Regions from separate parts of the Mus musculus genome. Here all the other regions are linked to region 3. Evidence: chromatin loops called from intact Hi-C (ENCODE). Cell type or tissue: gastrocnemius. All regions are shown on one strand.

Region 1 (8,000 bases), 540 kb after region 3:
GTCAGAGTCCTGGAGTGACTACAGCAGAGGCTGACAGAAGGGACAAAAAGCCACATTCTCTTACCAGCAACTGAATCCAAAGTGACTAGGTCCCTAGAGATGGCCTCAGCAACAAGAACTGTCAGGGTATCAGGTGAGGAGGTTTATGTATAAAGAAAGAGGCTGCAGCTGGGTAGAGCGGTGCATAGTTGTAATTTCAGCACTGGTGAAGCTAAGGCAGGAGGATTTCTGTGAGTTTGAGGCCAGCCTGAGCTACATAGTAAGTCTTTTTTTTTTTTTTTTCAGGAAAAAGAAAAGGAGAGGCAAGAGCTGGGAACGAAGGGCCGCTCTGGCTTCCTCTGTGTGTGCTCCTTCCTGTGCAGAAACAACAGAAGTGCCCCCTCACCCCCTGCCATTGTCTGTACCAAGGTTTTAAGGCTCCTCTATGTCCCCTGGGCTGACCGCCCTGCTGTGTGGCATTCTCTGCCTCCCAGCCATGCTGCTGCTCTGTCCCTTTCCTGTGATGAGACTGTCTCTGACCTTTTGCTCTCAAGACCAACACTTGGGGACTGCACAGTGGAGCATATACCCCACATGTGAGCTGCAGCTTCTTATCCATCGTGGGACAGGATGGCCCGTCGGTCAGAGGGCTGCAGGGGGAGCAGCCACCCTAACGGGTCTTCTCAGTTGGCACAGTCAGTAAGCAAAGTGTGCTGAGGTCAGGAGTATGAAGCTCTGCTCTCTCACAGATTACAAGCCCTGGGTGTCCTGCATCTGAGTCTACAGAAGAAAACCTGAAGCCATCTCCTCTACTCGCTCCCTCCGTCTAATGCGAACCGTCAGTGCTGTCCACCCTGCCTCCCAAGGCATGCCAGGCCTGAGCAGAGCTTGGCCTTCCTCTGCTCGGGCCTAGTCCATCTGTTTCCCAGCAACAGCAACCTGGTGCTTCTCCTTTCTTCCAGTGTTGCTCCCCATAGGTGTGACCCCTCTGACCTACCGTGACCCCTCTCACCTAGGGCCTTTGCATTTGTCTGTGGATTCCCTGCCTGGGCAGCTGTTTCCTCGGAGACAGTCACTTACTGCTATCTTGGAGATGATTCAAGAGTATCCCCAAGGGCAAATATCCTGGGAGGGTCCCCTGTGTGACAGAGTAGGAGGTGGTGGAACCTGCGTATGGTACAGGAAGGTGACTGGGTCTTAGAGGCTATTGCTCTCAGAGGGGTTCGTGTTTCTCTCTCATTCTGAAGGCAGCAAGCTGTCAGAAGGTGAGGCAACCCCAGGCGTGCACTTGGCCCTTCCACGTGCAGTCTCCCCTTCTCCACCACTGCTCCGCAATGTCACAGCCACAGAGTTCCCCACAAGAGGCTGAACAGTGGAGGCCCGCTGATCCTGGGTGGTCGGTCCCTGAAACTGTGAGTTAAATAAATCGTTTTCAATCGGTGTGGTGGGTAAGCCTGAAATCCTAGCTCTTGGGAGGCAAGGCCAAAAGGATCAAGAGTTCAAGGTCATCTGTGGGTCTGTGAGAGTCTGTGGATAGATAGATAGACCTCATTTTTTCCTTAAAGTGCCCTCTCGAGTGTCTGGCCATAGACTAATCTACCAACATGTTCCATTGACATCTTAGTCAAATGCCCATCTCTCAGACCTGAGCCACGCCATCTAGAGGCTGTCACTGTCTGTGGCCCTGGTTTCCCGTTGCTCTCTCTGTCTTACTGTGCTCTGTGCCAGTTTGTGGAAGTGCCAGAAGGCAAGATTTTGACTTGTTCACAATGAATGTCTAGCATCTAGGCCCCAGGACATTTTAAATACTCAATAAATGCTTGTTGAGTAAATAAAGCACTGTGGTTACAGCCAGCGCTTCAATAACAGTGCATTAACCTAAACAAACATAGAATTTAATGGATGTGATTTTTAGTCAGTTCTAAAAACTTAATCTGACCTTTCATAATACTCCTAAAAAAATCCCCCCACAAAATCCTGTGGGTAGAAAGAATGACCTGTGCAATCATGGAGGTCCCTGGCAGGGTTCTGCAAATGCCTTCTTGGGTCTGAGTGTCTCAGACAAGAGAACTCAGGTACAGGAAAGAGAGGGGGATACCTCTCCCCCTCTCCTTCCCCCTCCCCCTCTCCCCTCTCCCCTCTCCCCCCTCTCCTCCCCTCTCCTCCCTCTCCACTCTCCCCTCTCCCTCTCTCCCCCTCCCCTCCCTCTCTCCCTCTCCCTGTCCTTGTCCTTCTCCTTCCCCTCTCTCCTTCCCCTCTCTCCTCCCCTTCCCTCTCCCTCTTCCTCTCTCCCCTCCCTCTTCCCCTCCCCCTCCCCCTCTCTCTCTTCTCCCCCTCTCCCTCTCCCTCTATCCCTCTCCATCCATCTCCCCCTCCCCTCCCTCTCTCCCTCTCCCTGTCCTTGTCCTTCTCCTTCCCCTCTCTCCTTCCCCTCTCTCCTCCCCTTCCCTCTCCCTCTTCCTCTCTCCCCTCCCTCTTCCCCTCCCCCTCCCTCTCTCTCTCTTCTCCCCCTCTCCCTCCCCCTCTATCCCTCTCCATCCATCTCCCCCTCCCTTCTCCTTCTCCCCCCTCCCTCTTCCCACTCTGACTCTTTCCTCAGTTTAGCCAGACTGACTGACCAGCAAGCCCCACAAATCCCCCTGTCTCCACCTCTCCAGCCCTGAGATTACAGGGACCCTCATGCTTGAGAGACAAGCAATTTACCAATTGAGCTGTCCTGCCTAGAATGCACATCTGGAGACACACTCCAGTCTTTGTGTACTAAAACAATAACCCAATGCAGTATTCAAGCAGGAAGGAAGAAATCTATAATTCCGACCTGCTTCCCAAACCTGCTTCCTCATACCTGCCAGCCATGCCTGTAGACATCCTTGTCCTCCTAGCTGTAAACACTTGCAACCTGGCCATTGCTGGGGCTAGAACTGTGCATAGCACCACACTGCCTGGCTGACCCCAATATACCCAACATACCACAGCCTGCAGTAGTCAGCCATAAGAACTGCAAAATTCAGCGACACCAAGAATTCTGTGACTAGCACTGAGCATGTATTTTAAATTTTTATTAGGTCAAAGTACTTGTCATTAAGCACCCAGTGCAAAGCTAACTGCGGCAGGCGTTGCTGCTGGGAGCTGATACACTGATTGCAGGTAGAGTCTGACCAATATTTCTTTGCATAATATTGGAAAATATTTTGTCTTCACTATTATGTGAGATATTTACAATGTCTCCTGCTGTTATAACGATGGCTTATTTACCTGAATAATCTTGCCTATCACACGAGACAAAGATTATAAATTCAGTATAATAAAAGCCATACTGATTTTTAAAGTAAGTCAATGGGGTGGTGTCCACGTTTGTCTCGTGGGTACACTTATTGGATGTTAATTATACCTTATTTGAATTTTTTTTAAATCATTTTATTTTATTTTTTTAGATTTATTTATTATTTATTATATGTAAGTACACTGTAGCTGTCCTCAGACACTCCAGAAGAGGGAGTCAGATCTCATTACGGATGGTTGTGAGCCACCATGTGGTTGCTGGGATTTGAACTCCTGACCTTCGGAAGAGCAGTTGGGTGCTCTTACCCACTGAGCCATCTCACCAGCCCCCTTATTTGAATTTTAAAGAGGAAGTGTTTGGAAGGAGGAAAGGGGCAGAGGAAGGGAAGAGTCTCTAAGGGCAGCCAGGCTCTCAGAGCAGGGGACCCTGCCCACAGTGGAGGGAAGCAGGGGCTGTCGGAAAACAAAGGACACAGGGAAACCACCCCACCTTTCACAGAACCCTGACTTCAAGTAGGACACCATGTCTATTTCTTATCCCAGTGGGTTTTGTAATTTTGTTTTCCCTTTTTTTTTTTCCCTATTCCAAACAAAACCAAGAGCTGCCAAGTAGGTTCTACCACCAAAGAAACACATCGGTTCTACGGTTGAGCAAGAACTAGACCAGCGGTATGGCACAGTCATTTGCCAGCTTGTCATCCCTCAGACATTAGCAGTCCTGATACCTGTGGCAGGCAGGACAGCCTTGAAGGAACCTGAGAGCAGGCAATGACAGGTGAACCATAGCCTGATGGCGCCCTCTGGTGGTGAGGTGGCAGGACTGCGTGTAATTTCAAAGATTCCAATCTGGTTCTCTAGCTAGCACACATATAACATTCAGATTTGCTTTTAAACCAATTTGTTGGGTCCCGCCCCCAGTTTCTAATCTGGGCAGTCTGAGGTAGGCCTGAGAGAATTTCTAAAATAAATTCCTAGGAACAAAAAGAAAAAAGTTCCTAGGAGACTCTGTTGCTGCCATTACTAAAATGACTCTTGGAATCAGTCATCAAATTCAGTGATGTAGACAGGCACTGATGTCTATCCTGGCACCAAACTGCATGTTGGAAAAATCAATGAGCAATCACTTGCTTCACCTCAACAGCGACTTGGAGGCTTCTGGCCTGCTGTGTCTGAGTGTGTCACCCAAACTTTATGTTTTAGGAAGTGGGACCTTTGGTAGCATTCAGGCTATGAGAACTCTACTCGCATGAATAGAATGATACCGTTCTAAAGGGGCTTCCACAGAAAGTTTGGGCTTCCTTTGAGGATACAGATTTCTTCTCTTCTAAAGGATATGATGATCAAAGCACCACCTCAGAGATGGTCTCTGTCGTGGTGATAAACAGAGACAGGACTTCGTCATTATAATAAACCTACCATAGTCGACCGGAGACTTCTGACTTTCAAAATTGTGTAAATTTTGTTCTTCATGAATTATATGGACTCGGGTGTTTTGTTATAGCAAAGGCACAGTCTGCTCCCTGACAGGAAGTTGGGCTTTGGACATCTTTGTCAAGCTGTCCTATCCATGGGACCTAGCTCTTCACTCAGGGCAAGTTCCGCTCATGCATGTGAGCTTCGTCTACAGACACCTCACCATAACCCAGGGGCTCATAACCCTCACAGAACCCTGGGAAACGTGTCAACAGACAGATGCTGACACTGGGTAGCCTGGAAACCCACAGCCTCTCCTTCAAGCAAGGTCCCACAGCTATGGGGCCTCCTGAGACACTATGGAGCCTAGAAACATTTTTTAAATTTATTTGTTTATTTTATGTATATGAGCACACTGTAGCTGTACAGATGGTTGTGAGCCTTCATGTGGTTGTTGGGAATTGAATTTAGGATCTCTGCTAGCTCTGGTCAACCCTGCTCGCTCCGGCCCAAAGATTTATTTATTATTATAAATAAGTACACTGTAGCTATCTTAAGACGCAACAGAAGAGGGTGTCAGATCTCATTACGGGTGGTTGTGAGCCACCATATGGTTGCTGGTATTTGAACTCAGGACCTTCGGAAGAGCAGTCAGTGCTCTTACTCGCTGAGCCATCTCGCCAGCCTACTAGAAACTTTGTGTGTGTGTGTGTGTGTGTGTGTGTGTGTGTGTGTGTGTGTGTGTGTGTGTATTGCACTAGAAACTTTTAACATCTAGATTCTAGTAACATTCATAACTGGGACAATTGATCACAGGTCCCCTGCAAGATCTGAGTCTACAATGCCGTTGACTAGCGTGGTTATGAACAGCCTTGCACTCCCCAGCAATGTACCAGAGTCACCCAGCACCCATGACTTGGAGGCAGATTAGCTCCCAGAAGTCTGTGTCCTGATTCTAGAATCTATGAATATACCCCTTTCCATACAAATCACTCCCTGAGATTTCTGCAGTGTCTAATGTGGTTTGCTCTTCTGCCTCTACTGGGTGTGGACCCTGTTTTACCATTGAGGATCAGGGTGTGAGCCTTTTGACCTCTGACATCACCAGCAAACCTCCAACTACATCCCTAGGGACATGTGGGAAATGTCTTTGAATATTATCAGTGCCAGTTAAATAAACAACTAGAAAAAACTAACTTGACCCTGTGTAGTCAGACTTTTTCAAAAATTTGATGCTGATGAAAGGGAAGGGAGGTTGGTGTTACTGCCTCAGCAGGAGGTAAGGACTCTCTCGGAAGGGTGGCTGTCTTTGTGGAGAAAATCACTTGGAAAATGTGAGATTTGAGAACATAGGTGGCATGTGAATGAGAAATAAGGACATGACTGCTCAGAGATGTGGCTGAAGGGAGATTTATCGTAGATGTGAGGGACTGCACAGCTAGACATCTGGAATGTTCCAGACAGAACAGGGCCAGCACACTGAACCGGGCTATGAGGCAGGTTGGGGGAAGCAAGAGAGAAAGAGAACAGAAAGGGAGCAAAGAGAGACAGGGAAACCAAGAGAACCAAGAGGATGTACAGCCAAGATGGCTGGGTTCTGTCAGAATCAGAGAGCCTGGGGGAAGGGAGGGGAGGGGAGGGGAGGGCAGGGGAGGGGAGGGGAGGGGATATGCCAGCCATGATGATTCTAACAGGTTCTTGTGCTGCCGAGAGCCTGGTGGGCAGTGTCCACGTTGATATGTTTATAGTCACCTCAGTTAGTCATTTGTCCTGGGTTTTTTTGATACCTAAAAGCAGATACCAATGGGTTGTCATGGAAGGGGGCAGTCATCCAACAAAGCTGCCTAAGCTTTCACCTTACTCCAAAGAGATTGGGGTTGAGGACAGGGGAAATTGGGGAGCCAGGGAGGGAAAGACAAGATGTCCAAGGCCAAGAGTCACCCAAGGCAGCCAAGGAAGAAGTGTGAGGTTAATATAGGACACATCTGGCAGTCAACCTGGAGAGCTGAGTTTGCTGGGATGTAAATACCATCACCTGCCTGGGTGGATAAAGGGCAGGCCTGAGTCTCACTCCCTGACCTTGATTAAAGAGTGGTCCACACCCAGAAGCTATGTGAAGGGCAAACCCTGTCAGACGTCAGTAATGATGGGCAGGACTTGGAACCCCTCTGGGCTGGAATGGGAAACCAGGCGGAGTTCATTAAGTCCAAGGGTAGAGACCCACCCAAACCAACACCCACCCACTGAGCTCCTGTTTGCTTGTATTCAAATAGGGAAAGGTCTAATTACTTGAGCCAGTAATTAGTACCTACATCTAAAAGTGACTATTTTATCAGATTCTTTTTGTCTTTTTGAGACAGGGTCTTGTTTAGCCTAAGGTATCAGTTACTTTTCTCGTGGTTGTGACTAAATCCCTTACCACAAGCAGCTTAAAGGAGGAGGGTCTCATTTGACCCACAGTTTGAAGGGGATCAGGGGAGGCATAGCAGCTGGAACAGATATCTGGTCATATTGCAGCCACAATAAGGAAGTGGAGATGGGTGAACATTGGTGCTCAGCTCAAAGTCTCCCCAGGTCTAGAACCCCAGGTCACCCACATTAGCACAGTCTAGATGATCCCTCAAAGAAATGCTAGGTGATTCTAGATCTGGTCAAATTAACAACATTTAACTATCACTGACCAGTTTCAAAAATGGAGACCATGACATCTGATTCTCCTGCCTCTACCTCCTGAGCGCTGACTACAGACATATGCTGCCACACTCAGCTCAATATATGTGTGTGTGTGTGTGTGTGTGTGTGTGTGTGTGTTTTGCATGTGTATACATGTACATATACAGCACCAGTGAGATGGCTAGGACATAAACCAAACCACACTACAGTTCAATTGCCCAGACTAACATGGTGAAGTGGGAAAACCAAGTCCTGTGTGTTGTCCTCTGACCACCACCCCCATCCATTTTCTCTCGCTCTTACACACACATTAATTAGCTAATTAAAATTAATTAATTTTAATTAAAATTTAAATGTATGCAAACAATTATTAGCCAGCCTTCTATTCACCTGACCCCTACACTGTGGACGCATGTTGAAGTCCTCACCCTTTACTCTTAAACATTTCCCTCTGTGGGACCCTTGACTCTCAAATGCCAGAGTCAGCCATCACTGATCTGGGAGCCAGAAGTGACATGTCCTGCATCACTAGCCAGGGTGACAGGCACAGAAAGTAGGAATGGCACGGGAAGCCACTGTGAAGCTACACGCTCTGTTGGCCCCTCCACTAGCGTTGAGCCTGCCATGTCCACCTGGGCTGCCATCTTCCTAAC
Region 2 (8,000 bases), 87 kb after region 3:
GTTCAACGATGGGAGTATGCACAGCCTGACACAGGTGGGGCTTTCAAGGGGGTTCTGAGGTTGCTAGGTGCATTATTCTAAGGGGGGCGGTGCATAACCCACAACCCACCTGACTTCTGCCTTACTCTCATGAGCACTGGATCATAGCTGTGCACAATGCACCTTTCTCTCTTTCTGGTGCTGTTTCTGTTTGTTTTTGTTGACATGTTAATTATGCATTACAATGGGCTCCATTATGACATTTTCATACATGTATATAATGTATTCGGATAGGTTTCCTTCCTTTTAAGGAAGATGAGACCTACTGTGTATATGGAGCATGCTTGGCTTGGCTATTCAGCCATCAAAAATGCTCAGTAAAACATGAGTCTTCCATCGACTTAAGATAATAGCTGCAAGTGGTAACAAGAAGGGAGCTACTTAGCTCAAGTATTCGGAAGATCAAGAGCTGGCACTGGCCCCGTGGATAATCCACTCACCCTTCGGCCCCATCTCTCTGCCTGAGGGAACAGGGGTCGGGCTTACCTACATAAGCCTGAGGGTCACTCTGAAAAATCCAGCCAATGCCATATCTGGCCCAAGAGAGCTGTCCCAGCCCAGCCTGCTGCCCCAGCTCTGCTGTGCTGTGCTAAGACGCCCTTAGTGATGGGAGGGAGCATTGGTCTTATTCTTTCATTACAACTCACAATAGTAGCATCCTTCTGGGTCCCAGGAGAACTTCGGTCATCTCTCTAGAGAGCAGCAGCTGAGAGTAACGAGCCACCATTCACGATCTTCACCTGTTAAAAACTCCTCCTCCTCCCAGCTCAGCCACATCTGGGCCTTCGTGGGACACATATCAACTAGATCCAAACCGTAGCCCTTTGCTCCCCTTTCCTGGCTACTGAGAGTGCTGCAGCTGTTAGTCTTATGCCAGCTGTCTATCTGTCTGAGACCCTGCTTTTTATTTATTTTTATTATTATTTTTAATTAGTATTTTATTTTATTTTTAATTACGTGAATATCTCTGTTTCTGTATGTGGTATGTGCAAATGAATTCAGGTGCCTATGGAGACCAGAGACATTAGGTCCCCTTGGGGCTGGTGACACAGGAAGTTGTGAGTCACCTGGCATGGGCTCTCTGTAAGAACAGTCAACACTCATGACCTCTGAGCTGTCTCCCCAGTCCCCACGGACCCTGCTCTTAAATTTTCATTCATTTACAAAGAGGTTTTCAAACAACGTTCATTTTTATTGTTTCTCTCGTCCCTTCTTCCACATCCCCTCCCCCTCCCCTGCCCAACACTGGGATTATGGGCACATGCTACGGCATGGTGCCCCTGCTTCAGTTCTGCTGGCTATCACTCAGACATGGGATTGCTAAATTGTAGAAATACACTTGAACCTGCTTTCTTATCAGAGCTGCTTGGGTGTGCCCAGTGACCGTGGATAATACACTCACCCTTGGGCCCCATTGACCTGAGTGAACAGGGGTTAATCTTACCAACATAAGCTCTGAAAAGTCCAGCCAGTGCCACATCTGGCCCAAGACAGCTGTCCCACCCCAGCCTGCTGCCCCAGTCACAGGCTGAAAAACACATAGCCTGAGATCTACAGGGTAGGCCCAGTATACCACCGATAACTGAAGACCCATGTCTTCTAGGTCCCCCTCTTGGTAGTTCCAGAAATATTATTTGTCCCTATAGCAGTCACTTTGGGGCCACATCCTGAGTGTGCCATGGCTTTGGGCAAGGCTAGTGAGCAGACAGTTGTAGGGTAGTGTACTCAGGCCACTCTCTGTGCTTCCATCTTAACAGTGAGTATCTGGACCTATGAGACCAAAGCCTGGCTTAGACTGGGTACTTGGAATCTCACTTTCTCTGAAGCACCCTGAGTAGAGCCTGCCTCCAGCTGGCTCTCAGGAAGTGTGAGAAATCCCTGACAAGACAGTAGTGAATGGGGGGGGGATTCCAGCAGCATACAGCACAAGTTTCTCTTTCAGGATCCATTACCCCCAGCCTCCCACCCAACCTGCAGGAGACATAGGACCCCTGGCCCAGCCACACCTTGAGAGCCAGAGCCAGACTTCAGTTCACAGGGCAAGGGTGGGGCCAGGGTGACTATATCTAGAGGAGGGACAAGGACCCTTTATAGCCAGGGACAAAGTCCATCTCTGATTTGAGCCCAGGCAGACTAAGCAGGAGCTGGTGCCTTGGTTCCCTAGCCGGGCAGCCCATCAGTAACCCCAACCATGCAGGGAGACTGGGTGCTGCTGTTGTTTTTGGGTCTCAGGATCCATCTGTCCTTTGGTATCATCCCAGGTAAGAAGGTTCCTTTCTGACTCCCACAGAAGGACTAACCTACCACCCCACCTGGACTAACCTGGTTATGCTTCCTCTTGTCCAGCTGAAGAGGAGAACCCGGCCTTCTGGAACAAGAAGGCAGCTGAAGCCCTGGATGCTGCCAAGAAGCTGCAGCCCATTCAGACATCAGCTAAGAACCTCATCATCTTCCTGGGAGACGGTGAGTGTGTGAGCAAGGCCTGGCCACCCTGCAGCCCTTGTACTCCAAGTACCCAGGGCCACTGGTGGGTATTAACAGGCCTCAGAGTTCAGTCCTGACAAGGTTCTGCTCCTTCAGGGATGGGGGTACCCACAGTGACAGCCACCAGGATCCTAAAGGGGCAGTTGGAAGGCCATCTAGGACCGGAGACACCCCTAGCCATGGACCTCTTCCCATACATGGCTCTGTCCAAGGTGAGCACTGGAACACACTAGGACGGGAAAGGGGCTGGAGAGGACAAGAGATGGAAGAACCCAGAAGAACTGGAGCCCAAGTTTGCAACCAGGACAGTGTAGACATGTCTCAGGAAGCAGGGACTAATGTCTACCAGTACCAGAGCTGAGAGTGTCTCTGTCCCCAGACATACAACGTGGACAGACAGGTCCCAGACAGCGCAGGCACAGCAACCGCCTATCTCTGTGGGGTCAAGGCCAACTACAAGACCATCGGCCTGAGTGCAGCTGCTCGATTAGACCAGTGCAACACCACATTTGGCAATGAGGTCTTCTCAGTGATGTACCGTGCCAAGAAAGCAGGTAGGTTGGTGCTGGTCTGGGTGCTATGGCAGGGCAGGGTCACTGGATGATCTTCTATCATCTGCAGGGAAGTCTGTGGGAGTGGTGACCACGACCAGGGTGCAGCATGCCTCTCCAGCCGGCACCTACGCACACACGGTGAACCGTAATTGGTACTCAGATGCAGAGATGCCTGCCTCTGCACTGCAGGACGGCTGCAAGGACATCGCCACTCAACTCATCTCCAACATGGACATTGATGTGAGCTCCAAGAACCAGCTGGAGGGTTGGACAAAGGGTGAACCTTGGACTGGCCATAGTTCCAGGCATAAACAGCCTGAACTCCAAGTCCCCTGCAGTTTACATATGTAAGGGGTGGGTGTGGAACATCCAGGAGATGCATAACCCACAGACATGGTGGGGACATAGATAGGGGCTGTCTTTCAGGAAGGGTAGGGAACTCATAAAGCCCTAAGTCTACCTGTGTTGATCCTCTGACCAAAGGTGATCCTCGGTGGAGGCCGAAAGTTCATGTTTCCCAAGGGGACTCCAGACCCTGAGTACCCAAGTGACAGTAACCAGTCTGGAACCAGGCTGGATGATCAGAACCTGGTGCAAACGTGGCTGTCAAAGCATCAGGTGATGTGGGTTCCAGCGAAGGGACCAAGGCAGGGCCTAGGGTGGCACCGTGCCTCTCAGGGCTATGTGCTAAGACTGACTGTGTCCCTGCAGGGAGCCCGGTATGTTTGGAACCGATCAGAGCTCATTCAGGCATCCCAGGACCCAGCAGTAACTCACCTCATGGGTAATACCTTAGTTTTGCCCTCAAATCTCTCAGAGGGCCTCCACGGGAGCCTGTATGTGCGCCATCAGCACTCCCCCTGCCTCCGAACTTGGTTGTCATCATGAATTCCTGTGCCCCTTAGGCCTCTTTGAGCCAACAGAAATGAAATATGATGCCAACCGAAACCCCTCAGTAGACCCTTCCCTGGCGGAGATGACAGAGGTGGCTGTGCGCATGCTCAGCAGGAATCCACAAGGCTTCTACCTCTTTGTAGAAGGTGAGTGGTGGTGCCTGGCAGAAAAGAGAAGGGGGGCAGGGGTCCCGTGCAAACTCAAGCATCGCCCTCATCACTGGCTTCCTGCAGGGGGTCGTATTGACCAAGGCCACCATGCGGGCACAGCTTACCTGGCACTGACTGAGGCTGTCATGTTCGACTCTGCCATCGAAAAGGCCAGCCAGCTTACCAATGAGAAGGACACGCTAATACTCATCACTGCTGACCACTCCCATGTCTTCGCATTTGGTGGCTACACACTTAGGGGGACCTCCATCTTTGGTAATCCAAGGGGGCAGTGTCAGGTGATGTTGCTTCAGATCTATGGGGACAGATATTGCTAGGCCTCTGTTTACTCATCTGTCAAAAGGGCACAACATGGCCTTGTAGAGAGTATAACCGTTGAGCAAGCAAAACGAACTCACCTGCACTCCAAAAGCTGTAGTCAGTATCAGGAAAAGATGTCTGCCTTCTTCCATACAGGTCTGGCCCCACTCAAAGCCCTAGATGACAAATCCTACACCTCCATTCTCTATGGCAATGGTCCAGGTTATGAGCTGAAATCAGGCAACCGGCCCAATGTCACCGAAGCTCAGAGTGGTAAGTACCACATCATTGCCTAGCTTGAGGTGCTGACAGAGACCAGGGCAGATGGACGCTGCTCTCCTAAACACCCTGTCTCCCTAGTTGATCCCAACTACAAGCAGCAGGCGGCTGTACCCCTGTCGTCAGAGACCCACGGCGGGGAGGACGTGGCCATATTTGCGCGCGGCCCTCAGGCACACCTGGTGCACGGAGTTCAGGAGCAGAACTACATCGCGCACGTCATGGCATTCGCAGGCTGCTTAGAGCCCTACACCGACTGCGGCCTGGCGCCCCCTGCCGGCCAGAGCCCCGTCATCACCCCGGGCCAGGCCACCACCACAAACAACGCGGCCGGCCAGGCCACCACCACAAACAACGCCGCCGGCCAGGCCACTGTCCTGCTGTCCTTGCAACTGCTGGTCAGCATGCTGCTGCTAGTAGGGACAGCCATGGTGGTGTCCTGATGGTCAGGTCCTCCGCTGGGCCCCCCGCTAGGCTCCTCCCCAGGGTCCCACCGCTGGTTACTTTCACACCCCTCTTGCCATAGATTTCCTGAGCCCAATCAGTTCCGGGTTCACCGTTTTCTACACAAGGGTCTCAATGCTAGTTTTTGCACCCCAACTTGGTAGTTTTCTTATCCAGATGTTGAGACATCATCTCAGCCCACAGCTCTAAGGGCCACCTCTGAGAAAACACTCTGGGATTTATAATTTGCTTTATAACTCTAGGCTTCTGCTTTTCAACTGACTTCCTCTGGAGTGGGGAGGTACCAACTGATTTCCAGAAGGCTAAAGCACGGCGCTGCCCCAGACTCCCCTTCAAACCACCACCCTTCACAGGGACCCAAGTAACTCATATTTTCAGGTCTTGGCTTTTTCCCATGCAAAAGAAATCTCAAAAGTCCGGGAGGCTGTGGGGTCTCAAGCAAGCAGCCCAGAGCAGCCTTTGGCCCCCACCCCTGGTCCATCTCAGGCTGCATATAGAAACTGAACAAAGAATATTATTAGGTTCTTGTCCCCAGTCCTAGAAGAGACATAACAATAATAAAATTAACTGTTTATATAAGGTAATGCCTCCAGTACTTTTTAGTAAGAAAAACCCTGGACATCTGGGGTACAGAGGACAGGTGGAGAGGTGGGTAGTGGAGATTAGGAGGTCAGAGGGAAGCCATCTGAGGAGTGGACAGTTGAGTGGAAATAGACAAAGCAGAGTGAGTCACAATCTCCAGGTACTGCCATCTGATCAAAAGCTGCAGGTCTCCAGAGGTATACACACACACACACACACACACACACACAGCCCTGCCTAAGGCCCTACCACTTAGCTGACTGGAGAGGCAGAGCCAAGGTGGGTGCAGCAAAGAGGCCGGGAGACAGCAGTCAGAGGCTGCAGTGAAGATAAAGACCCAAGCTGGACTTGGAAGTTGCAGAGAACCAAATGCAGAGAGTTACCTTGGTGGAGGCCAGGAGAGGGCCGCAAGTCTAGTTCAGCATCTGTCCTACACCTAGAGAAGCTGATCTGTGAGAGTGGCAGCTGGCCTGGCTCAGGCAGACGTGATGCCAGTCCCTAGGATTCATCATTGTCCTCTATGTTGCAAGCCACATCCTTCTCAAGACAGGCAGAGACCACTCAGCTCTCCCCAAGGTGGTCAGGGCAGAGAGCTGTGGTCACACCGGCCCTGGAAAACATCAGGGCCTCCCCTGGAGGCAAGGGCAGCTAAGGAGGACCCCAGCCTTCCCAGGCTCCCATAAGACAGCAGTGAGCATGTGACCAGGGGAGATCTGGTTTCCCAACTCCAGTGCTCTCACCTGCCTCCTGAGGCATGGCTGTAGCAGAGATGGGAAACTCACAGGTCACCATGTAGACAGCTCTAGGATGATGGTGGAGGGGCCCCCCAAGGCTAGGAGCTGGGAGTGCAGGTATCGGAGATCCGCAACCTCACCTGTGGGATATGGAGAATAAGCGGGGACACCTGCTGCCAATACTTCATAGCTAGCAACACCTCCTCGTCCTCAGAGAAATGCTCTCGGAAGATCTGGCCCTGCAGCCACTTCCACTGAGGCTGTGGGGCCAAGGGCAGGAAAGGAAGGACAGAGAGAGGACATGGGTATCCAGAGAACCTTGAATATACCTGAGAAAGGTGACCCAGAGTTCCGGGACCTTCCTCACATTGCCTGTCCATCACAAATGGGCACCCCTCATATGAGAGCTGACCTGCAGCTGCCTCAAGGTCTCTGTGTGGTACGTGGAGATGATGCCTTGCTGAGGGATGGGTAGACTTTGACACAAAGATCTGGGGTGGAGAGCAGGTTGACCCAATCTATATGTCCTGTCCCTGTCCCTGTCCCAGACCTGGCAGCCCCCAGATGCTGCTGCTCACATCGGTTAGCCAAGGCTCTAGCTGTAGAATCCCTGGGACATCTGTTTCACAACATCTGCCCCCAGTAGGCTCAGCAGATGCTCCCAAGAGGGTCTGCACCTGGACAGAGGCTCTTCCATGAGAGTGGGGGAGATTTCTCTGGGACCCTGACCTTTGGTTTAAGGGCCCATGGAATCCCTGAGTAACGCCATCTCCATAGAGGCCGTGGCCTCTCCCCCTGGCTGTGGCCTCTCCCCCCTGGCCGCTTTGTTTATGTGGTAGATAGTATGGCTTCCAGGGAAACTCTTTATCTCTCCTCCAGTGCTCTGCCTGAGCCCAGCTCCTCCTAGTTCCCCTCCCAGTACCAGCCAGCTTTTAGATTCCCCACAGCTAGAGAGTTCTCACAGACAACAGTCACACTAGCGTACAATGGCAAGTGTTTGTGGGGTCCAGCCAGTGAAAAAGAATATGGCCACGAAGTTCAAGTTCTGAGTCTTATTTGGCAGCTGGCTGAGGGTCACAACCTCAACAGCCAGTGCCATTGTTCCGTGTTCAGAGCCCACAGTAGTAATTAAGGTATCAACGCTCTGGGCGCTCCTTCATCTTTTATGGACGTCACTCTTGCTATGACACAAAGATCTTCATATAACCCCTAAATGAGCTTGTGATCAGGTCCCGACTTTCTCTGTGGTGAGCACTCCTTTTGGTCCACCCACGGGCAGAACATATTGTACCTATCTGCTCAATGGAGCGGCACTAGTCACATGTGACGGACTTCCTTGGTGGCCCTTCAGTCCGGAAGGTAGGATGGCGATGGGAATGGCTGAGCCTTTTCCCCTGGCTCCTTAAATGCATACACAGACATGGCCTGAGAGGAGAGATGCCGTGCCACAGGTGACAAGAGGGTCACTAGCTGGGTGGGGGCAGAGATGACTTATAGAC
Region 3 (8,000 bases):
GGAGGGCTGGGGAGAGGGGTAGGGTGCTGGTGTTTGGACCTAGGAAGGAGCCTTCCCTGTGCTCCTGCTGGGGCAGCCCTGGGCTGGGCAGAGCAGAGGAAAGCCAGCTGCTCCCTGAGGGTGGGATGCCTAGGGTTAGAAAGGGCAGAGTGGGAGTGGGAATTAGGTATAATGTTAGGGAGGCGGTGGCCCAGGTGGGCATAGAAGGCCCCCAGGAAGGGGGTTATGTCATCCTTACCACACACAACAAGGGCAGCCAGCAGCCCCAGTGTGAGCACAGGCCCTGCCATCCCCCACCTCTGACTGACTAGGGTTTGTCTTCCCTTCAGCCTGTTGGCTGTGGAATGAGGCAAGCAAGGGGACAGGTGCTGGTGGTTTAGGGGTTTGGAAAGAAGAGGCCGGAAACGCAATCTGATACTTGAAAGCTGGTGATGAGGGGGTGGGGTTTGCCAGTTAGGGCAGGAGCCAAGGGCAGAACGAAAAGATCCCAGGCAGGGATTGTCACAGATTGTTGGTAGGGTGGGGCCTGGTGGGGTAGGGTGGCAGAGGGTGGGGGGCGAATCCTCTGTGTGTGTGTGTGTGTGTGTGTGTGTGTGTGTGTGTGTACACCTGTCACAATTGCTTCTCTCTTTCTACAGAGGGTTCTGAGGTGAAACTTCTTGTACAGCAGGCAACTGTTACCTGTTGAGCCATCTTGCTAGTGCTCCACCTGTACTTGTGTATTTTTTCCCCCATCTTTAAAAATATTACCTCTAAGCTGGGTGTGGCAGTGTATGCTTTTAATCCCAGCACTTGGGAAGAGAGGAAGGATCTCTGAGTTCAAGGCCAGCCTGGTCTACAGAATGAGTTCCAGGACTGCCAGGTTGTTACACAGAGAAGCCATGTCTCCAAAAAACCCCAAAGATTTATAAATAAATAAATAAGTAAATAAATAAAATCCATCCATCCATCCATCCATCCACCCATCCACTCAGTGTGTTTCTGCGCAGTTTGTGGCATGTGTGGAAGTCAGAGGAAACTTGAAGGAGTTAAATTTTTTTTTCCTTTCACATGGCTCGGCAGCAGGTACCTTTATTTGCTAAGCCACCTTACTGGCCCATTTCTTTTCTTTCTTTAATTTGAACTGAAGTCTCCTCACCGTTCCTGCATCTATGAGTAGCCAAAACCAAAGGGAAAGAAAAGGGGATCCACTGGGGCAAGGAGGGTCGTTTCCACACAGAGTCAGGCCTGTCCGTTGTAATGACTGTGGCTAGAAGTCAGTGGTCGGGATAGATGGCACTAAGAGTATGCTTAAGAGAATACAACCCTCAAAGGTGCCTGGGCACCGTGATCTGCTTCTATCTAATAGGAATCAGAAAGCCAGAACCGTCAGGCATGGAGGGAGGAGGCCATCTAGATGTCGGGGAGACTAGCAATGGGGTGAAGGGATGCCCATAGGGTCTGACAAGAGAGGAGCCGACTGCAGCATGCACTGGCAAGTCTGAGCCTATTCTTTGTTCTAAGCAGAAGTTTGGAGGTGGCCTCATAAAGGCTTGCTTGCTTCCAGGGAGAGGACAATACTGTCACCATTGTCTGCCAAGGTGCAGTGGTGGCTGAGCTCTTTGTACTTCATGCTGGACCTTGTCAGCTTCCTGATGGTGTCTTTGGAGCAGACATTGATCATTTTGCTCATATGTGAGGGTGCAGGGGCTCTCTTAGAGACCCAAGAGATGAACCTCAGGGCATCCTTCTTGCTGTCATTGGTCTCATAGGTTGCATCATTGAGGGCAGAGTGGCAGCCTGGTCTGGCAGGGTCTTGTCATAGGTTTGGGCCATGTCGCCTGCTGAATCTTTCTGCTCTGCTCCAGGATGGTGTCCGGGTCCTCACTCAGGCAGAGAAGCACAGCTTCTCTCTTTGCTCCCCTTGGCGCGGTTGACTTGCGTACTAAATCACTTGCACGTCACCGATCACCTTGAGGTAGCCATACCAGAAGCTACGGTTTTGAAAGGGAGAGGGGGACACGGAAAGCCACAGAAGGACTGAGGCTCTGGAGCTGCTGCTGCTGCTGAAATCCAGCTGATCTCCTCCACCTTATTTTTCAAGACAGGGCCTCTTCGCTGAACCTGGACCTCGCCTGGAGCAGCTAGAGTGGCCAGTGAACGCCCGAGGTCTGTCTGCTCCTCACTGCCATGCTCCTTAGCTAGGGCTGTGGTTTACAGGTGTACTCTGCCCCTGTGGCTTTTACCTGGGTTCTGAGGTCTTGAACTCAGATCCATATGCATCAAGAACTTTACCCACTGAGCTATCTCTTCCAGGCCCTGGTTTCGTATCTTTGTGTGTGTGTGTGTGTGGGGGGTAAGGGGTGCTCTTATTTTGTAGCTCAGGCTAGCCTAGAGCTTACTATGTAGCTCACATTCAAACTCAGTGCAATCCTGCTTCAGTCTCCAGAATGCTAGCACGGCGAGCACAAGCCACCACTTCTGGCTCCTTCCAGCTCCTTTGTGGTCTCTGTTAACTGCTCTTCGAGGTTGGCCCCTGCCCTACTCCCATCTAATGCCAGCCCCTTCCCATCCCAAGAAAGCTCCAGATTTTATGTAGAGTATAAATAACATTTATTAAAGCAGCCATGCGTGTCTGGTGACACATTGAAGAAGATGAGTGAGATCCAGGATCCCCACTCTATCCACACATCCAAGATCAACTGGAATAGAGAGACTTTGTATGTCTCACACAACCGCTTTAGCCCCCAGGACAGTGTGACCATCACAGGGTTGCCTGGTTCAGGGAACAGGAGGCTGGAGTTGGCCCTGGCGCTCCTTTCCCAGCCTCTGTCCTTGATCAGCACCTATCCAGGGTGCCTGGGGCTCTCCTTCTGTCAGGGAAGCTGAGCGGAAGGCCTTCAGGGCCTGCACTAGTAGCCGGGGGAGACTATGAGCCAGTGTGGAAGGTTCCAAGCCCACTAGGCCACTGAAGACCACACGCTGGTCCCCCAAACCGGCCCTCACCCAAGCTCTGAAGAGTCCTGTCAGTGTCTTGGAGCCCAGATCTGCCAGCACCTGCAGAGGGAGGAGGTTAGGACCCAAAAAACCACTCCTGAGGGTTTCTGACCTGAGGGTTGCTCTTGCCTCCTGGAGCTTTGGAAGCTACTTAGAGCCTTGCCCTGCCCCTTCATCTCCCAGAAATCCATCTAATTTCCAGATCAGGCGAATGCTCTAATGAGCCCTTCCACTCTTACCTCTCTACCTCCCATCTTCATAGCCACCTGTTATTCCAGCTCACCCTCACCCCCACTCCGCCCCGGAAAGGCTGGATCCCCCTGTCTCTTCCTTCTACTGAGCTCCAGTCAGGTCAGCTTTCACAGGCCACTGTGAAGGAGCCTGGGCAGCCTGGGGACCTACCTCATGAAAGTTCATGGCCAAGTGCTCAGCTGGGATCTGTAGGATCCAAGCATGCGCTCGCTGAATAGCCGCTAACTTCTGTTGCAGAGGCTCCAGCCCAGGGCAGCCTGCAAGAAGGGGAGATCCCCAGACTATGAGAGAACTGTGTGCTCTAGATGGGGAAACTGAGGCTGGCAGAGGTTTCGTGATCATGCAAGGCTGTGTGCCTCTGACACCATCAAGGACTTAGTGCCACATGTCTCCCTAAAAAGGAATCTGTTTTCCTGGAAGAGAGGGAGTGAGCGCCGGTTTTCTCTGTTGTCATTTGGAATTTTCTAGCAGACAATCCCAGCTTCTCTCTAGAAACAGCCTCTTGGCCGCTCCTCTCCAGCAGGCCGGTAGGGGGCGACATTACCCTTTGTTTCCGGGCGCCGCTCCGGCTTTGGTTTCTGGAGCCAGGTTCCCGCAATTCGCGATCCTGGAGGAGACCACAGGAAGTTAGTGGGCACGCCTCGGAGAGGTTACATGATTCCGAGACTCTGGGGCCTAGGCCTGGCTGGGGGCACTCAGGATACCTGAGTATAACCGCTGTTCTCGGGGATTGTGACCGGGAAGCTCCTGGAGCGACGGCGCGGAGCGAGCGGGCGCGGAGACTCCACGCCGCAATCCTGGCCGGGGGCCGAGCAGCTCCTGGGCGCCCCGCAGCAGACCAAGCAGGGTGTGCGCCAGTGACCGTAGCTCTGCGAGCGGTTTAGAGGTGTAAGGGGCCCACCGAATGGTGGGGCTCGCACCCCATCTCCCACCCCCACCCTCCAACCTCCCACCCCTACTCCTCCTCCCCCACCCTGGCAGGGGTAAACAGGACTGACCGCACCGTCGCCTGCGCTGCAGACACTGTTGGAGCGCTAGGCGCGCACAGGAGCTCTCGGACCCTAGGCACTGGCGCGCATAGAAGGCACAGAGGCCCGGGGCGTCCGTGAACGGCTCCTCTTCCCGAGCGTTCCAATTTAGAAGTTCTCTGCAGCTAGGCTCGCGAGTGGAGGGGCCCGCTGCAAGCAGATGCCAGATCACCCCTTGTATGTGGATCTACAAGTCACTCATCCGCAGCTCCTCCACAGAGACCCGAGTAGCGGGATGGAAACCGGCTTGCCCAGACCTATCCGAGGTACCATTAGCTAGGGGATGCTCACCGCTCATCTGCTCCTGCAGCCAGTCTTTGAACACGGTCACACGGGTGTAGACCCCAGGCTTCCCTGGTTCCCCACAGCCATCTCCCCAAGAAGTGACTCCAAAGAGGACCTCTCTGGGGCGCGGGCCGGGCTCGGAACAGGTTAAAGGGCCCCCGGAGTCACCCTAAGGGACCAGAGCCAACAGAGAGCAATGCATTCACAATCGATCGAATTATATCTGCCTAGTACCTGGTAGGGAAGGATTGGCTCTGGCTGCGTCTGTGATTACTACTTGTTTCCATTTTATTTAGGAAGATTTAGCGGTAGGTAGGAGCTTTCAGCTAGACCCAGAGAGAACAGGGTTATCTTGCCAAGGGGAGAGACGCACCCAGGGCCCCCTGTCAGTTTTAGCTCATACCTGGCATGAGTCGATGCCCCCTGCCAGGTAACCAGCGCAGAGCATGGTGCTGGGCCGCAGCCCAGGCCCCAGGACCTTTTGACAGGTGTCTGCACTGAGCAGCGGAACGCGGGCCTCCCTCACTGCCTCAGACTCAGGCCCGTCTACAGGAAAGAATGTAAGGGGTCTGGGTTTGGAAGGCAGAGGCTGCGCCTCGAGATCCCCTCTCACTTGCCCTCTTTAATTCCTCGTGGTTTATGCGATGGAGCATCATTCTAGTCTCTCCAAACCCCACCTCTTCAGCTTACTTCCACCACCCCTAGCCCCGCCCCCATTGGTTCTTCACTACCCCTTGCAGCTAGCTTATCCAGGCCCTAACTGGCAATACCTTCGAAGAGAGCCCCCCAGCCTGCAATGGCGCAGGGGGTGCCGGCAGGAGGCTCCCGAGAACCCTGGGGAAGGCAAATGGGGCGCGCAGGCCCCTCTGGGCTCACAGGCGTCCACAACTGTACCAAGGCCAGGTCATTGTGAAAAGTCTGCGGGTCAAACTAGAGAGCAGGTGGCGGTTCAAGGTCAAGGAAGAGGGTTTGGGATGCTATTCCCAGCTCTGAGGACTCAGGGCGTGTCTTCTCACCTTAGGGTGGGGCAAGATGCGGTTCACCTGCACTTCTTCCGCTTGCTCCCCCTGAGGCCCCTCGGCGAGCATCACAGTCCACAGAAGCTCATTCGAGGCACTGCAGCGCAAGTAGTGGGTGACACCAATCAGGGACAGAGGGTGGCGTGAGGCCCCCTCAGAGGCCCAGACCCTCATGCACCCACACCATCCAGTGAGCCTGTAAGTGTGGCTGTTGTGACCCAAGGGAAAGAGAGGGAGACCGGGAAGGTGCAGATTCCCTGCAGTGGGAAAATTCAGTGTGATGTTCTCCTACCCTGGGATCCCTCACCCCCACCCCCACCCCCACCCGCAACCGGCATTTTAAGGCCCGAGGTTGGGAGCTAGCTTCCGCTAGGGGGCAGCAGAGACCTGCTCTGCTCTGCTTTGGCCCATGGGTGCTTAGACTCCCATCGGATTGGGTGGCCCTGCTGAGCAGGTGCCTGGAATCTCGACGACGTACCCGGCGAAGCAATGTGCAGCCGTGAGCACCCAGGATGCTGCTACCAGGACACCCCCGCACAGAGGCAACCCTCCAAGTTGCAGCCTCACTAGCCAAGGCCAGGCCCCCGAGGGAGCCGTGCTGCCACCGACTATGCGGCCGTGAGCCCGGGTCGTGTTGGCAACGCCTTGATGTCTTTCTCCACATTGTACTAGAATGGCAGAAACGGCGTCATGAAGCAAAAGTTTTAGTTATCTTCACGTTGAGGCCCACCTCGCTTTCAGCCCTTGGAGTCTTTTAGTTTCACCTGGCTCCGGTGGGTCCTGGAGGAGGGGGGCTTGAGGTCTAGGGCGTCCAGGTCCTACTGAGAAACAATCCTTTGAGCCTCGCTGCGCCCTCTTGCGGATCTTTCGCTTTATTGGGGGGGGGGGCTGGGCCTCATCTTTCAACCACTCTCCACTTGGCCCGCCTTCTAGCACATGGAACTATTTGAGCAGCCATGAACTGTGACCACCTGAGCCCACACTCTCCCCTCCTCCCTGCTGTGTCTCAAGTTTGGCATACCCCTTCCACTTGGACCTTCAAAAAGAATCTGACCCCAAGGACGATGGAACCTAAAAATAAGGGCTGGACATGGACAAAAGGAGGAGTCCCCTGTACCAATGTGAGTCTGCTGGGTGGGGTAGCACTTCTGGTACAACCTTGGCATTCATGTAGTCTGTGCTGGATCTCCATCAACACGCGCTTTATGGCCCACTGGGCACTCCTCTGGGCAGCCTGCAATGCCTGAGTCCCCTGGGCAGATAAAACTGGGAGGGGGAGGGACATGGGACACAAAGTCACATTCCCTTGGCAGAGAGCCCCACTCAGTCTAAGTCTTCCTGAACCTTGTCTGGGGAGTCCCAGAGAAGCGTGGTGAACTCTTAGACTACCAGGGATGTAGAGATGGGGAGAGAGGTCAGGCCCCAAGGGCCAGCCCTCAGGGCAGATGGTGCTACAATTGGGAAGGAATCTCTGAAAAGCTCCTTTCTTAAAGATTTCAGAGGAAAACCACTGCCCACCGACATCCAGGTAATATGGTTAAGGTATCCATCTTTGGGCCCAAGGCATGCTGCCCCGGGTCTTCTAACACCGTTATCTCTGGAACCCCTTGGCAGTGTTGCTGTCTCTGCTTCCTGGGTGAGGCTGTCTACCCTCCCTTCCTATATCCCAGTTCCAGGCTCCTCCTTCCAGCAGAAGGTGGGCAGAAGGACCACAGGCCCTCCTAAGTGTGAGAGATAAGCTCATTTCCCTTGTCCTCCCTTGACCTCACTTTCCCTATGCCCCTCCCACCTCCCGTGGTTCCCTCGGACCAGCCCGGCTCACCTTGCAGGGCGCCGGGGGACAGGCGCGTGTACAGTGGATGCCCATGGGCAGTTTGGGAGTCTGGGGACAGTAGCAGCAGCAGCAGCAACAACATAGCCAGCGGCATGGTGACCTGGGGCCAAGGCGGGAGACCCTGTCCTCTTTATTCCTGGACTCTACCCTCTCCTGTGATTCTTCCTGCCCACAGACTTTGTGTCCCTCAAACCATCTGATCCCGTTGTCTTACACTAAACTACTCACTTCTAATGGTCCGCACCTCACCTGGCCCTCACCTCCTGGGAGCCCTCAGGGAAACGATGCCCTGGAGCTATATAGAGGACAGAGGGGTGTGTGTGCGTGGGAGGGCAGCCAGGACTGGGGGAGGGAATGAGGTAGTGGGCTGGACCCTCACCTTTGAAGTCTCATCGTCCCACTCTGCGTCTCCCCACTTCTGTGAAAGCGGCCCTTGTTCCTGCGGTTGCTTCAAAGGGGCTGAGATGGGGCTGGAGAACTGACCGTTGGGCTGGGGGCCAGGCAGAGGGAGACTGGTGGGCAGGGGCTGGGAGGGGGGATCCCCATCTGTTTCTGCCACCCTGGGGAGTCCACTGCTCTGCTGGGACAGGCACTTTTGGAGGGAGG
Region 4 (8,000 bases), 570 kb after region 3:
GGAGGGCCTCTGTAGTCCTCGACCCTTGGAGAAAGCTGGCCCAGTATGTGAATCTGTGCTGACTCATGTCATTAGCTGAACATTCATCAGAGGTCCTTGCCCCATTCCAGTCTCCTCCGACAACCTGTTTATGGACTGTTTTACCAAATTCTGGTCAGTCGCAGAAAAAGCAATTCACAGTCTATGAGGCCAGGGCTTCCCCAGTTCCTCTGGCAGCAGCGTTGATGTGCTGATCTCAGGTCCATGTAATACTGGTCTTACAGTGAAAAAGCATGGGGTCAAGGGGGGTTCCAGGTGAGTTTTTCAAAAAATCTGGGAGACCCCATAACACTAGGTTGAAGTCCTTGCAAAATCTCCTGAGGAGGCTATGAATGAAGCTCTGAGGTAATGTCAAAGATGAAATGGAGTCTGCAGCATGTTTGAAGATGCCAGGAATATGCAATTGAGTCACAAAGTGGCCCAAGAGAGAGCCATGTCGGTTATAAATGGCTGCCTATACTACCTGTTGGAGCTGGCCATGACATGTGAACCTAGACATGGAGGAAAAGAAGTCAGTACTGGCTCTCTGGGTCTCAACCACACTCTGGGAGATTTCCATGCTTACCACCCTGTGCTGCTGTAGCTTGGGAATACATGCTTTTTATTTTACAGGGGTTTACAGTGAAGAGTCTGCCTTTACCCTCAGAAGAAACTTAGGATTTGGACAAGGTTAAGACTGGGCAAGGTTGGGACCCATTAAGGTTGGGCCTCTTGAAATATACCAAATGTGTTTGCAGTATGGGATGTTCATGAGTTTGTGGGGGAAGGCAAAGTAGAAAGTTACGGCTTGAATAGATAATGTCCCCATAGGCTTGTGTCTTGAATGCTTGGTCCCCAGATGGTAGAGCCATTGGAGAGGTTCTGAAAATTTTAGAAAGTGCACATAATCGGAAGCAGCGCCAGTAGGACATCTTTGACGGTGATGAACTGAACAAGCTCCAGTCCCTTTGCTCTGCTTGTCTGCCACGAGCAAACAGACTCTTCTTCCACACGATGATCTGCCTCACCACAGGCTCAGAATCAAATGAGCTGAGGAGGAGCTGCAAGCCCTGAAACTAAACAAAACTGATCCCCTCAGTTGTTCTCTCTGGTTATTCTTGTCACCACTGTGAGGAACACAGTGATGACATCACCTTACACCACTATCACACTGAGTGTCTTAGAACCCAGAAGCAGAAGTCTTCCATATGTCTTCTTATTCCCAAGATTGTTTTAGCTGTATTAGGCTCTTTGGTTTTCCAAATGATCTTCATGGTCAGCCTGTCAATGTCTGCATAGAAGACGATCAGAATTCTGGCAGGATTTGTACTGAATCAATAGTTTAGGAATTACCATTATTTTAATAACATTAAACTGTCCCATCAGTGATCAATAGACACCTTTCTACTCATTCAAATCTTTAAAATTTGGCAATATTCTATATATATATATATATATATTATGATTTATAATTCTGTCCCATTTCTTTTTCAAATATTTTTCTTCTTATTTATATTTTAGGTATATGGGTATCTTGCCAGCATATGTTCATGTATCTTACGCATGCAGTATCCATGGAAGCCAAAAGAGGGCATCAGATTCCCCCTGGGACTGGAGTTAGAGGTTATTGTGAGCCACCATTTAGGTGCTGGGAATGAAACTTGGGTCTTCTGGAAAAACAGCCAATGCTTTTCATTGCTGAGCCAACTCTCCAGCCCTTCAGTTTTATTTCTAAGCAATGTGATATTTTATTTTTGAGATGGGGGTCTCATTATGTAGACTAGGCTGAAACTCAAGAATTTTGCTGGTCTCTGCTTCCCAAATGCTGGGATAAAAGACATGTACCACCATACCTAACTCTAAGGACTATAATTTTGTTGTTATATTTCTTAATTTAAGTTTAAATTAAATTAAATTTTAAATTTAAATTCATTTAAATATGTGTAAAATGCAAGTGTATTGAATGTGATCTTATGACAGTTTGAATTTTTTGTTAATACTATAGTATGTCACGGTAGAGTGTTTTGTTTTGTTTTGTTTGACACTACATGGAAACAGGAGAAGGATTATAAAGTTAGAAAAGTGTCCCCAACCATCTACTTCTAAAATTGAACAAAACTGATTTTATATTTTTAAAAATGAGGAATATAAATTCATATCTCATTCTAAATGTCTATAAGATAAAGATCACGGTATCATTTTTTTTTTCAAATCAAGAACAAGAAGGCTGGGGTGTGGCTCAGTGGCGAGCACCTATCTAGCAGGTGCCAGGCTATAGGCTCCATGCCAGTACTACCAAAAATCAGGCTGGGGATATTGCTCAGTGATAGGCCAGTTGCCTAGCATGCATGAGACCTGAGATTCATATTCTAACACTGTAAAAACAAACCATTACCTGACAGACATATAGTTCTAGGCCTTGGGAAGTAGAGAGGCAGGAGGATCAGGAGTCGAAGGTTATCTTTAACTTCATAATAAGTTTGAGACCGACCAGCCTGAGCTAATATGAGAACTTATGTCAAAAAAGGGGGTGTGTGGCTGAGGGCTGAGGGCATATATAGTTCCCTTTAGCCTGTAATCACAGGGCTGAGGGGCACAGGGAAGAGGATCCAAGAGGCTTGTTAGACGCCCAACCTAGCCAACCAGTGAGCTCCAGGTTCAGTGAGAGATCATGTCCCCAAGAAATAAGCTATGGGACGATTGAGGAGGCTCAGTAGGTAAGAGCTCTTACAGCCAAGCCCAACAGCCTGAGTTTGAGACCTGGAATCTACACGATGGCGGGAGAGAATGGATTTCTGCAGGTCATCCTCTGATCTCCACAAGTGCCCCATGGCATGCACACACACACACACACACACACACACACACACACAAATTTCAATAATAATAAATATGTTGTAGAAGCAAATGATAAAGACACCTGAGATCAACCTCTGGCCTCCACACACACACATATGTACATGCACCCACACACATGAGCACAAACACACAAATGTAGGTATGGAGTGTATGCTTGTAATCCCAAGGCAGCTGAGGATAGGTTTCCTGAGGAACACTAGAGGTTGTCGTCTGGTCTCCATATGCACCTCCACACACATGCAGACACAGACACATGGGGAGACTATTACACATTTCTCAGGATCCATTCAGGAGAGAGAAATCACAAAGCAACATGAAAGGGGAAACTTATTGCAATGAATTGCTCACCCTAACGGACTGAAGTGATAGGGAATGGCTAGAAAGAGAAGACCTCTGAAAATTACAGGAAGAGCAGCAGGTAAATGGAGACACCTCTGCATCTGTGGCTGAGACCGAGCCTAAGAAACAGTCTCCGTGCTCCAGGATTAAGACCGACACCTTGAAGCAGACTCAGACCACCACTCATTAGATGGTGAAGTTGGCTGGAGGTTTGCTAAAAGCAGCTCTTCACGTGACATGAGAGGCTAGCTGGCTACCAGGCACAGCCAAAGGGGCATACTGCAGGAACTCTACTTCTATAGCCGCAACTCTCAACCTGAGTGTCGCAACCCATTTGAAGGTTGAACAACCTTTTCACAGGGGTCACCTAAGACCATCAGAAAACACATTTTAAATCGATATTTACATTACGATTCATAACCAAAGCAAAAATACAGTTATGAAATAGCAGTGAAAATAATTTTATGGTTGGGAGTCACCACAACATGAAGAATCGTATTAAAGGGTTGAGGCATTAGGAAGGTTGAAAACCACTGTTATAGAGCAAATCTGTCCATTTCCATGTTCCTACAGCGCCCTCTACTGACACCTGAATATCAGGCCTGCAGGCAAATGACTAGGTCTTGACTGAACAACATACTTGGAGCTATACTGAATATAGTAATGCCTGAGAAAATGACCCAAAATGAGAACATCAAGATATGTTTTAAGAAATTTACTGTGTAGCACTGGGTGAAAATTCTTGAGGAATCAAGAGGAGAAATAGCAAGTATCTTCAAAGTGGATGAGCTCTGGTCTTGAGCAGCGTTGCTTTGCAGCATTAGAAATCAGTGAAGCATGCCTAGGGAGTGTAGTCACTGCTCTGTGTTTTAGATAAACAACGTGACCAAAAGCAAGCTGGGAGAGAAAGGATTTAGGTGGCTTACACTTCAGGTAAGGGAAGTCAGCACAGGAACTCAGAGGAACCGAGGCATGATCCACGGTGTAACATGGCGTACAGGCTTGCTCTCTGGATCACGCTCTTACAGAGCCCAGGACCACCTGCCCAGGGATGGCACTGGCCACAGCAGGCTGGGCCCTCCCACAGATATCACTAGTTCTCCACCGACATGGCCAAGGGACAGTCTGATCTGTGCAGGCATGGTGCCACATGCCTTTAACCCCAGCACTCAGGAGGCAAAGGCAGGTAGACTACACAATCTAGTCTACACAGTGAGTTCCAGGTTGTTCAAAATGACACAATTAAACTGTTTCAAACAATAAATTAATTAATTAAACTAAGACTAATCAATATGGGGAGTTAAATATAAATCAAATAATTGATACCTAGGAAAATGAACTTTCATACAAAGTGCTAACTGTGTCTCAGGACTCAGAATACTGTTTCTGTGAACTCTTCCTGAAGAATGTGTTACAGACAAGCCTCAGCCTCAGCCAAAACCATAGTGACATTAAGTGTTAGAGAACAGTAAACACGCAGGGACCTGCCAAAGAGCGAGGCTTCAAAGGTAAGAACGGGCCAGGAGGGCTGCAACAGGGAACTGCTCTGATGGAGCAGCAGTAGGACTGGTACTCTGTCACCTGAATGTAAATGCACTGTCATTACTACCCTGTGTCTTCAAGAGCAGGATTCTTGACAGAAGAAAAGAAATAGAGATGTAATGTTTAAAGGATTAAAGTAAATGATAGTGTTATTCAGATACGGTGATGCATGCCTCTAATCCCAGCATACAGGAAGCTAAGAAAGATCACCAACCACAGTGTGAGGCTAGCCTAGGCTACAGAGTAAGACTGTCTCAAAAAAAATCCATAATACTAAAATTTGAACTGAAAAATTACAGTGTGAACTCATGAGATGTCTATTACTGTATGTCTGCTTTTTCTTTATTTTAAAATCTTATGTGTATGATGTGTATGCTTATGGAAACGTAGACGTGCATGTAGCATGATACATGTGTGTGCAGAAGTAAGAGACAACCTAGAGTGTGGGCCTCTCATACCCTAGGCTAACTAGTGAGCTTCCTGGGATTCTCCAGTCTCTGCATCCATCTCACCATAGGGGCACTGGGGTGGCAGACATGGCTCTACCTGGGTCCCTGAAATCCAAATTCAGTTCATCATGCTTGCATGCCAGACACATCCACTGGGCCGTATCCCAAGCCTGCAAGTCTGAACAAACAATTCTAAAGGAGCCTAGGATATCTGGGCCTGTATGGCAGGACAGAGCCATCATACCCAACTGGGTCCATGTCCAAATAACTCAGGAGAGAACCCAAAAAACTCCCAGTGGCCCAGCTAGGACAATTTAAGCTTTAACCATAGTAACAATTATAATACATATAAATCCACTAAATAATTTAAATGTATTATACAATTAATTATAACTGTTATTCTAATACAGAAAATGTATGTAGTGAACCAGTTTGCTGTTTTTAAATTGTCCATGGCAAGATGGTTCAGTGGATAAGAGCACTGACTGCTCTTCTGAGGGATCCTAAGTTCAAATCCTAGCAACCACGTGGTGGCTCACAACCACCCGTAATGAGATCTGATGTCCTCTTCTGGTGTGTCTAAAAGACAGCTACAGTGTACTTACATATAATAATAAATAAATCTTTGGGCCTGAGCGAGCGGGGCTGACCGGAATAAGTGGGTTTGACCGGAGCAAGCAGAGGTCCTAGAATTCAATTCCCAACAACCACATGAAGGCTCACAACCATCTGCACAGCTACAGTGTCCTCACAGGACGTGGTTACCCTGCTCCTGCAACACTGCACAAACTCACAGCAGAAGGAAAGGAATATCTACAGATACGGAATTCCAGCAAACTAATGAAAAAGAAACGACAAGACTCAGATGTCATCACTGGCAGTGGCAGCTGAGGTTCCTTCCATTATTTGTAGAAGATCCATGCGGCCTTACTAATGCAACCTAATGCGACGACCATCTGGTCAACACTCTTGGTCTGTTTTCCTGAGGCCCACTGACTCAATGACAAAATCAAGGTGCAATCGAATCTGCAGCATGGAACAATGGAAACCTACTGAGCACCACGTTGCTGCTCTCAACGCTGTGGTGGGCACCAAGGACACCACGAGCACAAGGATAGGCAGCTGGACATCGTGGGTCCCCATGAAGGAAGACACCATCTCCTATAGTCTAATAGAGCTTCTCCATCCGCTGACACTGCGTAGCAAATGCAGACTATAGAGGAGCGGCAGACAACTCAAGAGGGGCAGCCAGCAAATTCCAGTGCAGATAAGTTCTGCAATAGACACGGAAAAAGAAGAACCTGGGCTTTAAAGATGAGGGCTGGAGAGATGGCTAAGAGGTTGAGAACACTAACTGCTCTTCCAAAGGTCCTGAGTTCAATTCCCAGCAATCACATGGTGGCTCACAATCTTCTGTAATGAGATCTGGTGCCCTCTTCTGGTATGCAGGCATATACACAGGTAGAACACTGTGCACATAATAAATAAATAAATAAATAAATAAATAAATAAATAAGGCAGAACATGGCTACCATGGCTAGGAGGTATATTTGGGTGACAAAGCTATGAAGTAGGTATGCTGGCTGGTCTTACATCAACTTGACTCATAAACAAGAGTCCTCTGGCTCTTACTCTCTTGCCTCTTTCCTCTCTGCTGCTTCTTTCCCCCTTGCTCCCCCTCTCTCCACGTGGCCATGGCCGACCTCTACTCCTCTACTCTCTTCTCCTCTCTGCCTTTCTCTGCCTCTACTACTCTCTTAACTCCCCTCCCCATGCCCTAAATAAACTCAATTCTATACCGAAAAAAAAAAAAGAGAAAGTCCTCTGAAGGAGCAAACAACTGAGAAGATGGTTCCAGAAGCTGTAGGACATGCTATTAATTGATGGAGGAGGTCACTGCCCATTGTGGGTGGTCCCATCCCTGGCTGAAGATCCTGGATTCTGTAAGAAAGCAGGCTGAGCAAGGCAGAGGAAGCTAGCCAATAAGCAGGAGGATCTTTGCATCATCTCCTGTCTCCACGTTCCTGCCTTGTTTGAGTTCCTGTCCTAGTTTCCTGCAGCAATGAACAGTGCTACGGAAGTGTAAGCTGAAGAAAAACTCTTTCTTCCCCAAGTTTCTTTGGTTGTGAAGTCTTATCACCGACTAAGACAGCAAGAAGTCACTTAGTACTTAGAAGTACTTGGTATCACCACAGCCCAGCAGGTCATCAGGCCTGTCATGGTACACTAAGTAGTACCAGCAAGTCCCTTGCCAGGAGCTCTGGCCAGGCTGGTAGAGAGCAGATGGGTAAATGGACGTGTGTGAGGAGTCACTCACATCTAGATGAGATAAAAACACAGTCACACACAATGCTCTGCCATCAGTCTGGGGCCATGAGAAGTGATTTCCAGCAAAGGGATCTTGGATACCTCTGTGGATTCATTTCTCTCTCCAGCATGTAGTCTTGGCCTTTCCTTTTTTTTACTCTGTGCGGTCGGGGGGGGGGGAACGACACACATGCACCACTGTGTGCATATGGAGATCAGAGGACACTGTGAGAATTGGTTCTCTCCTTCTATCCTGTGGGTCTCAGGATAGAATTTAGGCTGTCTGAATTGGTAGCAAGTGTTTTGACCTGCTGAGCCACCTCACTGGTCTGTTGACCTTTCAGAGTCATCTCTGTGGGCCTAGCCACATCACAGACTCCTATTTAGAGACATTCTGGATTTCTAAACCCAGGCTCAAGATTTGCCCAGAATACACTGTTAAGCATCCAATTCTAGCCCATGGCATTATGGTATACTTCTGACCTC

The links. Peaks named below come from ENCODE experiments on the same cell type or tissue, not always from the same donor. Only the 100,000 strongest peaks of a DNase experiment are listed, where the experiment ranks them.
Region 1: it touches region 3 in a loop (2.7-fold over the local background); 11 of 42 quality-filtered maps call a loop at or near these places.
Region 2: a loop joins it to region 3, with 7 times the contacts of the local background. A loop is called at or near these places in 23 of 42 quality-filtered maps.
Region 4: it touches region 3 in a loop (4-fold over the local background); 19 of 42 quality-filtered maps call a loop at or near these places.

Annotation. Positions count from the first base shown.
Region 1 is chr1:86,646,511-86,654,510 of GRCm38, reverse strand. No RefSeq gene overlaps it. Among named protein-coding and RNA genes, the nearest start is that of Nppc, 20 kb to the left of the region's middle. In gastrocnemius, CTCF peaks have their summits at 1,645 (motif pointing left) and 4,070 (motif pointing left); DNase peaks (open chromatin) are centred at 1,654 and 4,048.
Region 2 is chr1:87,095,766-87,103,765 of GRCm38, reverse strand. It overlaps Alpi (alkaline phosphatase, intestinal), which reads left to right and starts at 2,160. Exons shown (of 11, transcript NM_001081082.2): 1 at 2,160-2,300; 2 at 2,386-2,502; 3 at 2,620-2,735; 4 at 2,903-3,077; 5 at 3,145-3,317; 6 at 3,561-3,695; 7 at 3,789-3,861; 8 at 3,983-4,117; 9 at 4,205-4,396; 10 at 4,598-4,714; 11 at 4,802-5,764. The coding sequence starts at 2,231. The coding sequence ends at 5,163. It overlaps Gm29371 (a long non-coding RNA gene), which reads right to left. Exons shown (of 4, transcript XR_003947910.1): 2 at 7,793-8,000; 3 at 6,508-6,641; 4 at 5,755-6,377. It also overlaps a transcript of Alppl2 not described here. In gastrocnemius, a CTCF peak has its summit at 4,989 (motif pointing left); a DNase peak (open chromatin) is centred at 4,998.
Region 3 is chr1:87,182,981-87,190,980 of GRCm38, reverse strand. It overlaps Prss56 (protease, serine 56), which reads right to left and starts at 7,667. Exons shown (of 13, transcript NM_027084.2): 1 at 7,383-7,667; 2 at 6,719-6,826; 3 at 6,325-6,378; 4 at 6,039-6,228; 5 at 5,558-5,657; 6 at 5,312-5,471; 7 at 4,945-5,087; 8 at 4,548-4,710; 9 at 4,227-4,406; 10 at 3,933-4,097; 11 at 3,773-3,835; 12 at 3,379-3,485; 13 at 2,576-3,036. The coding sequence starts at 7,488. The coding sequence ends at 2,761. Chrnd (cholinergic receptor, nicotinic, delta polypeptide) reads right to left here and starts at 384. Exons shown (of 12, transcript NM_021600.3): 1 at 239-384; 2 at 1-6. The coding sequence starts at 290. In gastrocnemius, CTCF peaks have their summits at 3,741 (motif pointing right), 5,733 and 5,937 (motif pointing right); DNase peaks (open chromatin) are centred at 3,780, 5,991, 6,394 and 7,870; H3K4me3 peaks cover 1,200 bases; H3K27ac peaks cover 222 bases.
Region 4 is chr1:86,614,448-86,622,447 of GRCm38, reverse strand. No RefSeq gene overlaps it. Among named protein-coding and RNA genes, the nearest start is that of Gm41908, 8.6 kb to the left of the region's middle. In gastrocnemius, a CTCF peak has its summit at 3,805 (motif pointing left); a DNase peak (open chromatin) is centred at 3,795.